2 separate regions of the Homo sapiens genome follow, and region 1 is linked to region 2. The links are chromatin contacts, found by Hi-C in ENCODE. All regions are on one chromosome and are shown on one strand. Each heading gives the region's core, a stretch centred on a gene start or an enhancer-like site at or near the end of the contact. The rest is flanking DNA. Distances are from core to core; before and after follow the strand shown.

Region 1 (6,322 bases), core at 439-2,938, 840 kb before region 2:
GAGTTTGAGGCCATCCTGGGCAACATTAGCGAGACCCTCTCTCTAGAAAAAAAAATCAAAACTTAGCTAGGTTTGGCCACTCTAGGCACGCTGCCTATGGGGTAGCCCTGCTCTGCAAAGAGCAGTAAAACATAAAGTTAGCCGGGCGTGGTGACACATGCCTGTGGTCCCAGCTATTCAGGAGGCTGAGGTGGGAGGATTGCTTGAAGCCGGGAGTTTGAGGCTGTAGGGAGCTGTGATCGCCCCACCTCGCTCAGCCTGGGTGACAGAGTGAGACCCTGTATCAAAAAAATAAAAATATAAATATAACTAGAGCACGCAGCATCATCACTATGTTACAGAAGGGAAAATGAGGAACAGAACGTTAACACCAAAGTCAGAAAGTTTTAAAGGCTTGGTCTCCATGCTTCTACTTTGCCACTGCAAGACCACAGTGAATTAAGTCTCATCCCTGCCTGGGTTAGATGTCAGAGCCTGAGACACAATGTAGTTGGACTCCAGTCCACAGGTGGCTGACTCCAAATCTGATATGAGTTAACTCCAAATCTGATGTAAGTTCAAGTTTTGGGACTGTTCCTTAACTTTTTTTTTTTTTTTTTGAGACGGAGTCTCGCTCTGTAGCCCAGGCTGGAGTGCAGTGGCGCGATCTCGACTCACTGCAAGCTCTGCCTCCTGGGTTCATGCCATTCTCCTGCCTCAGCCTCCCAGGTAGCTGGGACTACAGGCGCCTGCCACCACGCCTGGCTAATTTTTTGTATTTTTTAGTAGAGACGGGGTTTCACCGTGTTAGCCAGGTGAATCTCCTGACCTCGTAATCTGCCCGCCTCGGCCTCCCAAAGTGCTGGGATTACAGGCGTGAGACACCGCGCCCGGCCTTTTTTTTTTTCGAGATGGAGTCTCCCTCTGTAGCCCAGGCTGGAGTGCAGCGGCATGATCTTGGCTAACTGCAACCTCCGCCTCCTGGGTTCAAGCAATTCTCCAGCCTCCGCCTCCCTAGTAGCTGGGACTATAGGCACCTGCCACCATGCCTGGCTAATTTTTGTAGTTTTAGTAGAGCTGGGGTTTCACCATACTGGTCAGGCTGGTCTCGAATTCCTGACCTCAGGTGATCCACCCACCCGCCTCGGCCTCCCAAAGTGTTGGGATTACAGGCGTGAGCCACGCCGCCCGGCCCTTTTTTTTTTTTTTTTTAACAGGGTCTCACTCTGTTGCCCAGACTGGAGTGTAGTGGCGCGATCTCGGCTCACCTCCGCCTCCCAGGCTCAAGCGATTCCTCTGCCTCAGCCTCCCAAGTAGCTGAGATTACAGGCGCGCGCCACTACCGCCCGGCTAACTTTTTTATTTTTAGTAAAGACGGGGGTTTCACCATGTTGGCCAGGCTGGTCTTGAACTCCTGACCTCAAATGATCCACCAGCCTCGGCCTCCCAAAGTGCTGGGATTACAGGCGTGAGCCACCGCGCCAGGCCTATCCCTTAAAATAGTTTTTAATTTGAATAAGGTTTACTATGAATAAATAAATCACAGTCGGCTTGATCCCAAGAGCACAGACGTTCCTGGTGCCCCTTTTCGTGCTCTCCCAGCTTGCGCCACTATGGCCCTGGCCCTTTAAGGCTGAGCGCGAGGCCCCGCCTCGCCCGGCGCCCCGCCCCTCCCGCTGGATCCCGCAGCCGCGGCTCTTCCCGACGCGTTCCGCCTTCCCCAGCTGTGCACTCTCCATCCAGCTGTGCGCTCTCGTCGGGAGTCCCAGCCATGTCCGACGAGAGAGAGGTAGCCGAGGCAGCGACCGGGGAAGACGCCTCTTCGCCGCCTCCGAAAACCGAGGCAGCGAGCGACCCCCAGCATCCCGCGGCCTCCGAAGGGGCCGCCGCCGCCGCCGCCTCGCCGCCACTGCTGCGCTGCCTAGTGCTCACCGGCTTTGGAGGCTACGACAAGGTGAAGCTGCAGAGCCGGCCGGCAGCGCCCCCGGCCCCTGGGCCCGGCCAGCTGACGCTGCGTCTGCGGGCCTGCGGGCTCAACTTCGCAGACCTCATGGCTAGGCAGGGGCTGTACGACCGTCTCCCGCCTCTGCCTGTCACTCCGGGCATGGAGGGCGCGGGTGTTGTGATCGCAGTGGGCGAGGGAGTCAGCGACCGCAAGGTGAGCGGGTTGCGTAGGGCAGGGCAGGGCTGCGCAGGCCACTGGGCAGTGGGGCACGAGTGGGCGAGCGCCGGGGGTGTGGCAGGGCGGGAGAAACTGGCGCGGACCTGGGTGCACGAGCGTGGAAAGCGTAGCCAAGGAACTTGTGTTTGGGGGCTCCTGGAGAGCGGCATTTATGTGGGGAGGGGAGACGAAATTATCGCCCCTTCCCCAACCATTTTTAGTTGTGGCCGCCGCCCAGAAGCTGTGCTGGTGGGGGGGAAAACAATAAGGTGCCCATGCGCATGCGCACAACCACACTACCGTCCCCACCCCCCCCCCCCCCCCCCATTAAAACCACACCTGTACCCCTACCCACCAAACACTCTCTGGGTAATTGTGGTCTGTGACTATGAGTGACGGTTAGTGCCCCCTTTCCCCGAGGGAGCTTGAGGGGCTATGTCGTCGGGGTTGGGCGGGGGCACAGCGGCCGTGCCAGAGTCCTGGTCACATGCAGCCCCGTGGTCTGTGGGGGTGTGAGGCGGCCCCTCCCAAAGCAAGGCCAAAGAGACGAGACACGCCCATCACGGAGGAGAGAGAGCCTTTGCTACCCCACCGCCACCAGCCTTACACCGCCGATCTGATTTTGGGGTGGGGGAGGCGGGATTGGGTCATCCGATCTTTGTCTTGGGCTCTGTGTCTCCCGTGACTGCAGTATCTCCTCCTCCTGTGACTCAGCCCTCAGCCTTCGGGCCACGACCCGGGGCTGCCCTTGGGAATGCCTGGGGCGGGGAGTGGAAGGGGGGACCCACCTCTGCCTTCCTCCTGCAGAGGACCCCCACTTCAGAAACCCCAGTGCCAGGGGTTTGGACTGGAACGGAGAGGTGCGGCGCCTTGAACTGGTTGGCCAAGTCTGCAGGCCTGTTTCTCCTTCTCATTTATCATTAATCTTGGCCACAACCCTGGACACCAGAGAGCTCAAAATGATCAGCTTTTTGAGAGACCTGGGATGAGGCCTCAGCACGCCATTTGTTTAGAGGTTTCTTTTTTTTTTCTTTTTCTTTTTTTTTTTTTTTTTTTTTAGACGGAGTTTCGCTCTTGTTGCCCAGGCTGGAGTGCAATGGCGCGATCTCGGCTCACCGCAACCTCTGCCTCCCGGGTTCAAGCGATTCTCCTGCCTCAGCCTCTCGAGTAGCTGGGATTACAGGCATGCGCCACCATGCCTGGCTAATTTTGTATTTTAGTAGAGATGGGTTTCTCCATGTCGGTCAGTCTGGTCTCGAACTCCCGACCTCAGGTGATCTGCCCACCTCGGCCTCCCTAAGTGCTGGGGTTACAGACATAAGCCACTGCGCTTGGCCAGGAGTTTCCTTTTTAAATCAGACCCCTCAATGAGAGGCCCCACAGATGCAGCCTCTTGCAGACCTGCCAGCCCAATTCTGGAGCCAGGTTTGTTGGATTCATCCTGTATGCAAACAGCTTCTCCTTAAGGCTTTCCTCTGAATTCAGCTCTGGCCCCACCCTCAAACTGACTTCTAAATGATCCCACTCTTGAGCAGGCGTCTAAGAGGAATATTTTCGGGAGGTAGTTGTAGTTCATGTTACTGCTGAAGGCCACCCACCTCACCTCCCCTCCATACACTTTCCGCCTGGTAAATACAGGATATCCTGTCCAGGGCAAGAATCTGATGTAAGAGCCTGGATTCTGCGGGGAGGGCCCTTCCCTCTCTCTCCCTCCTCCTCCTTCCTGGTGTCTGGGTTGGGGAGGGGTCATGGCCCTGATTTGGATGGCCTGAGGGTTAGCATGAGCCAGGGTAAGTGAGACTTGTTCTGGGTCAAATCTGGGACTGGCCATGACCCTAAATGACCAATGCACTCCTCGCAGCTCTCCTGGGTTGTTCTGTATCTGCTAGTCCTGAGTCCCTGGGTGGAGGGCTTCCGTTCTTGTTCTCCAGACCTCATCTCAGGCCAGAACTTGGAAGGAAAGACCCCAGCATGCCCTCAGTTCTCGTATTCAGTGGAGTGTGGGGGCTTGAGGACATGAAAAAGGGCGTAAGTGGCAGTCCCATCCCCCTTCCCCATGGACCCTAACTCTTGTTAATATACAGAATTCCCATCATTCCTGGCAGGGATCAAGACAGACCCAGATTGTCCCAGAACAGCACCCACACCTCCCTCTTCATGCTCTTCAGAGAGCGCAGAGAAGTCTTTTCTCCTGACGCTCCCTCCTTTTCCCTGCCCTTCCCTTGACCCCACTTGCTAAGCTGGAGAGAAAGGTTCTGTTATCTTTGTCCCCTTTCCCTCCTGCACAGAGGCTCTCGTGGGGGTGGGGGGGAAGCCTTTTACTGCTGCGTAGGCCTCTGTAGCCCTTCTTGTCTGTTGCCCCTCCTGCACCATCTCTGAGTGAAGATGTTTTCTGGGCTCCCAGTGCTGGCTCAAACACACTTCTCCCGAGGTGACCACACCCTGCTGTAAGCGCTCAGAGAACTTTGCCTGCACTTTGGTATGGCCCTGACCACACAGTGCCGTCTTCTTTTGGTTGTGTGACTTCCTTGCTGCTATTATATTATTATTATTATTATTGTTAGCTAACATTATTAAGTGCTTATTATGTGCCAGACATTGTGCTAAAATTTTTTTTTTCCATTTGGAAAAACTGCCCTAATTGACAGATAAGAAAACTGGAGCTGGAAAAGTGGAGCTCAAAAAGATTAAGTAATTTTTATGCATCCGAAGTCACACAGTCAGTAAACAGTTGAGACCGCTTTTGTAACCACAGCAGTTTGATCTTTTCCACAATACTTCATGCTGCCCTAACTGTAAGCTTCTTGCATTCAGGGATCTTACACAATAGTGACATGTAAGATCTGTAAGAAGATGATAAGGATAGTATCTGCCTCAAAGAACTGATGTAAGGGTTAATTAAGCATTATATATAAAGCACTTGAAATCGGGCTCGGCCCTCAGTCAGCACTCAGTAAAGGTGAGTTGTTATTGTTGTTGATGATGATGTTATTATTATTATTATTACCATGACTATTGCTGCTTCTCCTGCTACTTCATTTGGAAGAAGGTAGCCTTGTACCTAGGGGGAAATCAGTAAATAGCCTGTGGGTGAATGAATGAGTGACTGAATGATACTCTTCTGTTCTTCAAGGCAGGAGACCGGGTGATGGTGTTGAACCGGTCAGGGATGTGGCAGGAAGAGGTGACTGTGCCCTCGGTCCAGACCTTCCTGATTCCTGAGGCCATGACCTTTGAGGAAGCTGCTGCCTTGCTCGTCAATTACATTACAGCCTACATGGTCCTCTTTGACTTCGGCAACCTACAGCCTGGCCACAGCGTCTTGGTACACATGGCTGCAGGTGACAGGTCCCCTCACTTTATCACCCCTTACCCCACCCAGATTTCCTTCCAGGCCCCTTCCCTGCAGCCTGTCTGGGTTGTTGTCATGGCAACACCAGGCTGCCTTGGCCTGTGGCTCCCAGAGGCCTCTGCTGTGTAGTTGCCGTGGTAACATTCAGGCACCAGGTCTAGTCTGGTGTGCTATCCTTAGCAACGTGCCCTCACCCCACACCCCCACCTCTCTAGCTACCTTCCCCACCACTTCTCAGTCATGGAAATTAGACACGGCCCTAAAATGAGCGTAGGCAAAATGAAGGTGACAGGCTGAGTCCCTGGGAGGCTAGAATGGAGTGGTTGGTGGCCAGGGCAACTCCATATCCCCTGCTTATGGGTGTCTTGCTGCAGGGGGTGTGGGTATGGCTGCCGTGCAGCTGTGCCGTACAGTGGAGAATGTGACAGTGTTCGGAACGGCCTCGGCCAGCAAGCACGAGGCACTGAAGGAGAATGGGGTCACACATCCCATCGACTATCACACGACTGACTACGTGGATGAGATCAAGAAGATTTCCCCTAAAGGTGGGGGGCATAATATGGGAGGGGGTAGGGAGGCACAGGACAGGGAGGGGAGCTCCAGATCTGTGGATCCTAATGTTGTTCTTGGGTTCCCCTACTCTATGACAGGAGTGGACATTGTCATGGACCCTCTGGGTGGGTCAGATACTGCCAAGGGCTACAACCTCCTGAAACCCATGGGCAAAGTCGTCACCTATGGTGAGTTAGTGGGCCAGGGATGGAGAGAGCATGTGAGGGCAGGAGGGAGGGTCTAAGGGGTGGGATATAGAGGCCAGGGCTTTTGAATGA
Region 2 (5,974 bases), core at 3,208-5,707:
CCATTCCTTGGGCCCAGCCTGGAGACGGCCCCCCTGCAGCAGGCTAATCTTAGACTTGCCTTTGTCTGGCCTGGGTGTGGACGCAAGTGCCTGTCAATTCCCCGCCACCTCAGAGCACTATAAACCCCAGACCCCTGGGAGTGGGTCACAATTGACAGCCTCAAGGTTCCTGGCTTTTTGAACCACCACAGACATCTCCTTTCCCGGCTACCCCACCCTGAGCGCCAGACACCATGAACCTTCCTTCCACAAAGGTAAAGATCCAGGGATGGAGGGGTGACTCACCATCCCAGAGAAGCAAAAAGAGTGCTTGCTCAGAGGGCTGGAAGAAAGGCCAAAGGTGTCTCCACTCTTGGTCTTTTCCTGGGTGTGCTCTGAGGCAGGAGCACCTGCCTTGGCTCACATTGGGTTGGGTGCTGTTTTGCTAAGAGCCTGTGTTTGCTGAGCTCTATGTGTCAGGTGCTCCGTTTGCACCTGTCATCTCTTGTCATCCTCCCAACAGCCTTGCAGAGTAGAAATTATTTCTAGTATACCCAGTTTACAGGTAAGGGAGCTGTGCCCTCTGAAAGGGCAGGAAACTGGTTCAAAGCAACGGAGTTCAGTCACTCCTGCAAGGGGGCAGGCAGATGAGAGAGCATTCTGGAGTCTTGCTAGTTCCTGATTTCCATGTGTTTCCCTGCTGTGGAGAGGAAGTTGGGGGGACTCAGTAGGGCCCGGGTTTTTCCCAAGTTTACAACTTCTGCTGCAGACAGACACTCCTGTTTTCAGGTGGAGTGGCAAGTGCCCTAGTGGTGGCACAGTGGCCTAAGTCTCCAGAGAAAAGGGGGATTCACTCTGCCCAGGGGGTCTCAAAAGGCTTCCTGGGGGAGATGCTCTGCTGGGTCTTGAAGGAGGAGCAGGGAAAGTAGGCCGATACCAGCAAGGGCGCAAAGCAAGGAGAACTAAGTGACAGCCAGAAAGGAGTGCAGGCTTGGAGGGGGCGCGGAGCCAGAGGGGCAGGTCCTGGGCGTGGGAGCTGGTGGCGGGCGCCGTGGGAAGACCCCCCCAGCGCCCTGTCTCCGTCTCCCTAGGTCTCCTGGGCCGCCGTGACGCTACTGCTGCTGCTGCTGCTGCTGCCGCCCGCGCTGTTGTCGTCCGGGGCGGCTGCACAGCCCCTGCCCGACTGCTGTCGTCAAAAGACTTGCTCTTGCCGCCTCTACGAGCTGCTGCACGGCGCGGGCAATCACGCGGCCGGCATCCTCACGCTGGGCAAGCGGAGGTCCGGGCCCCCGGGCCTCCAGGGTCGGCTGCAGCGCCTCCTGCAGGCCAGCGGCAACCACGCCGCGGGCATCCTGACCATGGGCCGCCGCGCAGGCGCAGAGCCAGCGCCGCGCCCCTGCCTCGGGCGCCGCTGTTCCGCCCCGGCCGCCGCCTCCGTCGCGCCCGGAGGACAGTCCGGGATCTGAGTCGTTCTTCGGGCCCTGTCCTGGCCCAGGCCTCTGCCCTCTGCCCACCCAGCGTCAGCCCCCAGAAAAAAGGCAATAAAGACGAGTCTCCATTCGTGTGACTGGTCTCTGTTCCTGTGCGGTCGCGTCCTGCCCATCCGGGGTGGCAAAGCGTCTTGCGGAGGACAGCTGGGCCTGGAAGCCCGGCTGTCGGGCACCAGCCTTAGCTTTTGCGTGGTTGAATCGGAAACACTCTTGGTTGGGGAGTTCCCAGTGCAAGGCCCTGGGGCACAGAGAGAACTGCACAGGTGCATGCTTGGATCGGGCCATGCGGGACTCCTACGATGCTCTGCTAGGCATTCTGTAGCGGGGACTTTACCCAGAGACGCGGAAGGGGAAGGAAAGCAAGAAAGGTTGCAGCGGTCGGGCGCGGTGCTCACGCCTGTAATCCCAGCACTTTGGGAGGCCAAAGCAGGAGGATCCCTTGAAGCAAGGAGTTCGAGACGAGCCTAGGCAACATAGTGAGTGAGACATCTCTCCAAAAAGTTTTTTTAATTAGCGGGGTATGGTGGGCGAGAGGATTGCTTGAGCCCAGGAGTTTGAGTTTGAGCCATAATTGGGCCACTGCACTCCAGCCTGGGCAACAGAAGGAGGCACTGTCAAAAAAAAAAAAAAAAGAAAGAAAAAGAAAAAAGAAAAGAAAGAAAGGAAAGAAAGGAAGGAAGGAAGGAAGGAAGGAAGGAAGGAAGGAAGGAAGGAAGGCAGGCAAGCTGCATAGAGCAGCAGAATCCAGCTAGGAAGGGGTGGGAGTCAATCCTGCTGAAAAGGCAGGGAATTTGAACTTCAACAATGAGTCATCCAGAATGGCTGCATCATGGGGTATAGGGTGTGGGGAGTGGAGAGGCTCAGGAAGGGACACAGTTACAGTCAGTGCAGCACAGCTCGCAAAGGCTCTCACAAATCATCGGGCTTTGCACTTTATCTTGTAGGTAACAGAGTCATGGGACATTCTTAAGCAGGGGCAGTACAAGATTTTACTGCAACTCCAGCCAAAGACACCTGTTACTGGTGTTCCCAAAATCCATATGTTGAAGTCCGTACCCGTGGCACTTCAGAATGTGGCTGTATTTGGAAATAAGGTCCTTCCAGATGCAATTAGTTAAGATGAGGTCATACTAGAGTAGGGTGGGCCTCTAATCCACTGTGACTGGCGTCCTTATAAAAAAGGGAATTGGAACACAGAAACACACACAGGGAGAACCCATGTGAACATGAAGGTAGAGATTGGCTCCTACAAGCCAAGGAACACCAAAAATTGCCAGCACCCCCACCCCCAGAAGATAGGGGAGAGGCATGCAACAGATTCTCCCTCATAGCCTTCAGAAGGAACCAACGCTCTTCACCTGACCTTGCTTGGACTTCTAGCATCCAGAACTGTGAGACAATAGGTTTCTGTTGTTTGAGCCACTCACTTTGTGGTACTTTGTTATGGCAGTCCTAGGAAACTAATATAACATCCAAAAGTAGAGACACAGGCTAGGCTCCGTGGCTCATGCCTGTAATCCCAGCACTTTGGGAGGCTGAGGCGGGCGGATCACTTGAGGTCAGGAGTTCAAGACCAGCCTGGCAAACATGGCGAAACCCCATCTCTACTAAAAATACAAAAATTAGCCGGGCATTGTAATGCACGCCTGTGATCCCAGCTACTAAGGAGGCTGAGGCGGGAGAATTGCTTGAACCCAGGAGGCAGAGGTTGCAGTGAGCTGAGGTCATGCCACTGCACTCCAGCCTGGGCAACAGAGCAAGACTCCGTCTCAAAAACAACAAGAACAAGAACAACAAGAACAACAACAACAACAAAAGTAGAGACACAGAAAAATGTGGCACTTCTTAGCAATCTAACATCCCAGATAATACCTAGCTCAGAGGGTGGGGAGAATTTAGCCTGCCCTCCTTGCCCATAGGGTTCCCACTTTCACTGCTTCAGCTGTTTTGTCGTGGGAAGCAGCCACCCTCAGCCACAGAACTCAGCTGCCTCAATTTTCTGCATAGGTAGTGAGAAAGTCCTGTGTCTAGTCTCACTTTGGTCCCTCTTGCTGCTGTACTGGTTCCATCTTGGAGAAGTTAGAGGTCAAAGTTCACATGTGCATCCTTGGAGATTTGCAAGCCATGACTCTGCCCACCTCGAAACTATCTTTTTCAGAGGTAGTTTCTCCCAAACTTGCCTCCAGCCTCTCTTCCACTTGAAGGGCAGCAGAGAGGAGGATTAAGACAGTAGGAAGAGGGAAAACAGGCAGGCAACTGCCCTTCAAGACACTTATTTTGTACCAAAGACATGCATTATGGTATTACATTCTCACGGTAACTGCATCAGGTAAGAATTATCAGCTCCATTTTACAGATGAGGAAAGTGGGCTTGGAGAGGATATCACACGATTGGTGTCTAGAGCTGGGACTCTACCTGGTGGACTCCAAAGCTCTTTTCATTCCACCATGCTGTGTCTCAGTAGGCAGAGTTCGCCAGGGTGTCTTGGGAAAACTGAGGCAGGAGGTAAGAATGGTGCTTTCTAGAGTTGGGGTTTCAAGCCTTCCCATTGTCCATTCTCTACCAGCAAACTAGCCTCTTAACCCTTGCTGTCTCACGCTGGAGCTACTGGCCTGTGGGTGCTGCGAAATATGTCAACTCCAGTAGGCGGCACTGTGAACCAGACACCAGCCCAGCGTGGACGCCGCGCGGGAAAACCCGCGAGGTGGAGCCACAAGGAGCAGCCAGGGAACCACGTGTGGAGGCGTGGCCAGCCTGGAAGAGGGCGGGTCTGTTATTCAAGCCCCGCCCATCATTTCAGGCCTCCCCTCCCGGTGGGCGTGCCCCGAATTCTCTCCCCGAGAGACACGCGTGGGCCGCTCCCCTCTGGGAGGAGGGCTGCCCAGAGGGGTGCGGGTGTCGCTAGCGGCCCCTCCCCGTGTGGGGCCACGTGGCGGGTGCGGGCCGAGCCCGAGGGGAAGAACCTGGCCCGTGGGGAGGTGGGGGGGACCGAAACGGCGCTGAGCCGAGCCGAGAGCTACGGGGTTCGGAGCAGAGGCAGCGGCAGCGGCAGCGGCAGTAAGAGGGAGGGGAGGAGGCAGGAGGGCGCATGGGGCGCCCCGGCCCCTCCGACAGCGCGCCCCCTCCGGCCCGGCCGCGCTGAAAGCTCCCCAGCGCCGCGCCTTGAACCCACGCCCCGGGGCCATGCCGGTCATGAAGGGGTTGCTGGCCCCGCAAAACACCTTCCTGGACACCATCGCCACCCGTTTTGACGGAACGCGTGAGTGGGACGGAGGTCGGGGCTTGAGGTTCGAGCTGGGGGGCAAGTATCCTCGGGGCCGTCTCGGATCTCCTGGACATGGTGAGACCCGAGGCGAGGGGAGAGAATGGAGGTGCGGGTCTAGGAACTCCCAAAGCCGCGGTGCAGGAACAGGGCGGGGAGTGCCCTGCGAGGGGAGGAGGGGAAAGGGCCGAGAGCACGGGGGCCAAGGTTAGGGGGTGTGACTCGAGGCAGAAGAGGCTCTTTGTGCGGCAGAGCGGAGGAGGGTCCTTCGGAGCCGCCCACTCTCGGGCAGAGCTGTGCTGGGGGCGTGTATGGGGGTATCCGAGACACAGAAGTGGGGCAAAGTGGCCGGGCATTCTGGGGTCTACTCACAGACTCCAGCTCCCACTACCTCCAGAAAAAAAGGAGAAAAGATCAGACTTCAGCAGGACCTAGTTTGGATTGAGGTCGCGCGCCCCCAAATCGTGGGGCGTCAGTGTCTAAGGTGGGTGAGGCAGGAGGAGGGGAGCGGTCTGTGCGACGGTGGGAACTCCCAGCTCGCCCAACGTAGCTTGGGTTTCAGGTTCAGCACCTTGGACAGCCACATCACTCCTCCCCCGCCTCTTCTCCCGCCATTCCCTCTTCCCACTCTGGAACCCAGAGATTCCCCGCCCTCACCTCCCCCAACCCCGCCATTCCCTCGGGAACCCTGGCCGGGATCTGGATGGTGGGGGAGCGGTACCCGAGGGCGGAAACTGAGCCGCCGGGCCCTACCCTCTTCCCCACCACCTTGTTTCCATAGCGCCCATCACCGGGGCAACAGGCCCTGGGATGGAAGAAGGAGGCTGTGCCCAGAGCCCAGTGCCTCCCAGGCACCTTCAGTGTCCCCATCAGCCTCCCTGCCCCCAGACAGTCATCCCTCCTAGAGCACCAGGACTGGTTGTGTCACAGGCCCCATCTCTTAGCTGAGTCTCTGTCCCTGGATGGCCCACAGGAGTCCCCCTGGCCTCCCACCCATTGGAGCTGGAGGGAGACAGCTCGGGTTCTGCTGCTGGGGGTTGCTGGAGCTATACGCTCAATGCCCTCTCCCATTAGACTTTGAGCAGTGGGGCAGATCCCCTGAAAGCAGCTACAAGAATGCTAAAAAGTGGACCTTCTCTGGAAGGCAGGGAAGGAAGACAGCACTCATCACTGTCTGCCCCCACACTAAGGAGATCTGTGAGTTTGGATAATCTCTGCCTTTTGGTTTCCTATCAATAAATG

The links. Hi-C counts contacts between places; a loop is a spot of excess contacts on that map. Pooled maps may share reads with other maps.
Region 1: a loop to region 2 is called in a pooled map, with 5 times the contacts of the local background. The contact joins the promoter of VAT1 here to the promoter of KCNH4 in region 2. A Hi-C loop is called at or near these places in 2 of 168 maps with a recorded cell type or tissue (CD8-positive, alpha-beta T cell and naive thymus-derived CD4-positive, alpha-beta T cell), 1 of 37 single-sample maps with no recorded cell type and 7 of 50 pooled maps.

Annotation. Positions count from the first base shown.
Region 1 is chr17:43,017,751-43,024,072 of GRCh38, reverse strand. It overlaps VAT1 (vesicle amine transport 1), which reads left to right and starts at 1,688. Exons shown (of 6, transcript NM_006373.4): 1 at 1,688-2,137; 2 at 5,274-5,481; 3 at 5,867-6,037; 4 at 6,143-6,232. The coding sequence starts at 1,751.
Region 2 is chr17:42,179,625-42,185,598 of GRCh38, reverse strand. KCNH4 (potassium voltage-gated channel subfamily H member 4) reads left to right here and starts at 4,457. Exons shown (of 17, transcript NM_012285.3): 1 at 4,457-4,729. The coding sequence starts at 4,654. HCRT (hypocretin neuropeptide precursor) reads left to right here and starts at 147. Exons shown (of 2, transcript NM_001524.1): 1 at 147-254; 2 at 1,071-1,539. The coding sequence starts at 234. The coding sequence ends at 1,445. RefSeq lists enhancers at 571-1,372, 1,874-1,933, 5,497-5,974 and silencers at 1,224-1,443, 4,026-4,301, 4,308-4,547.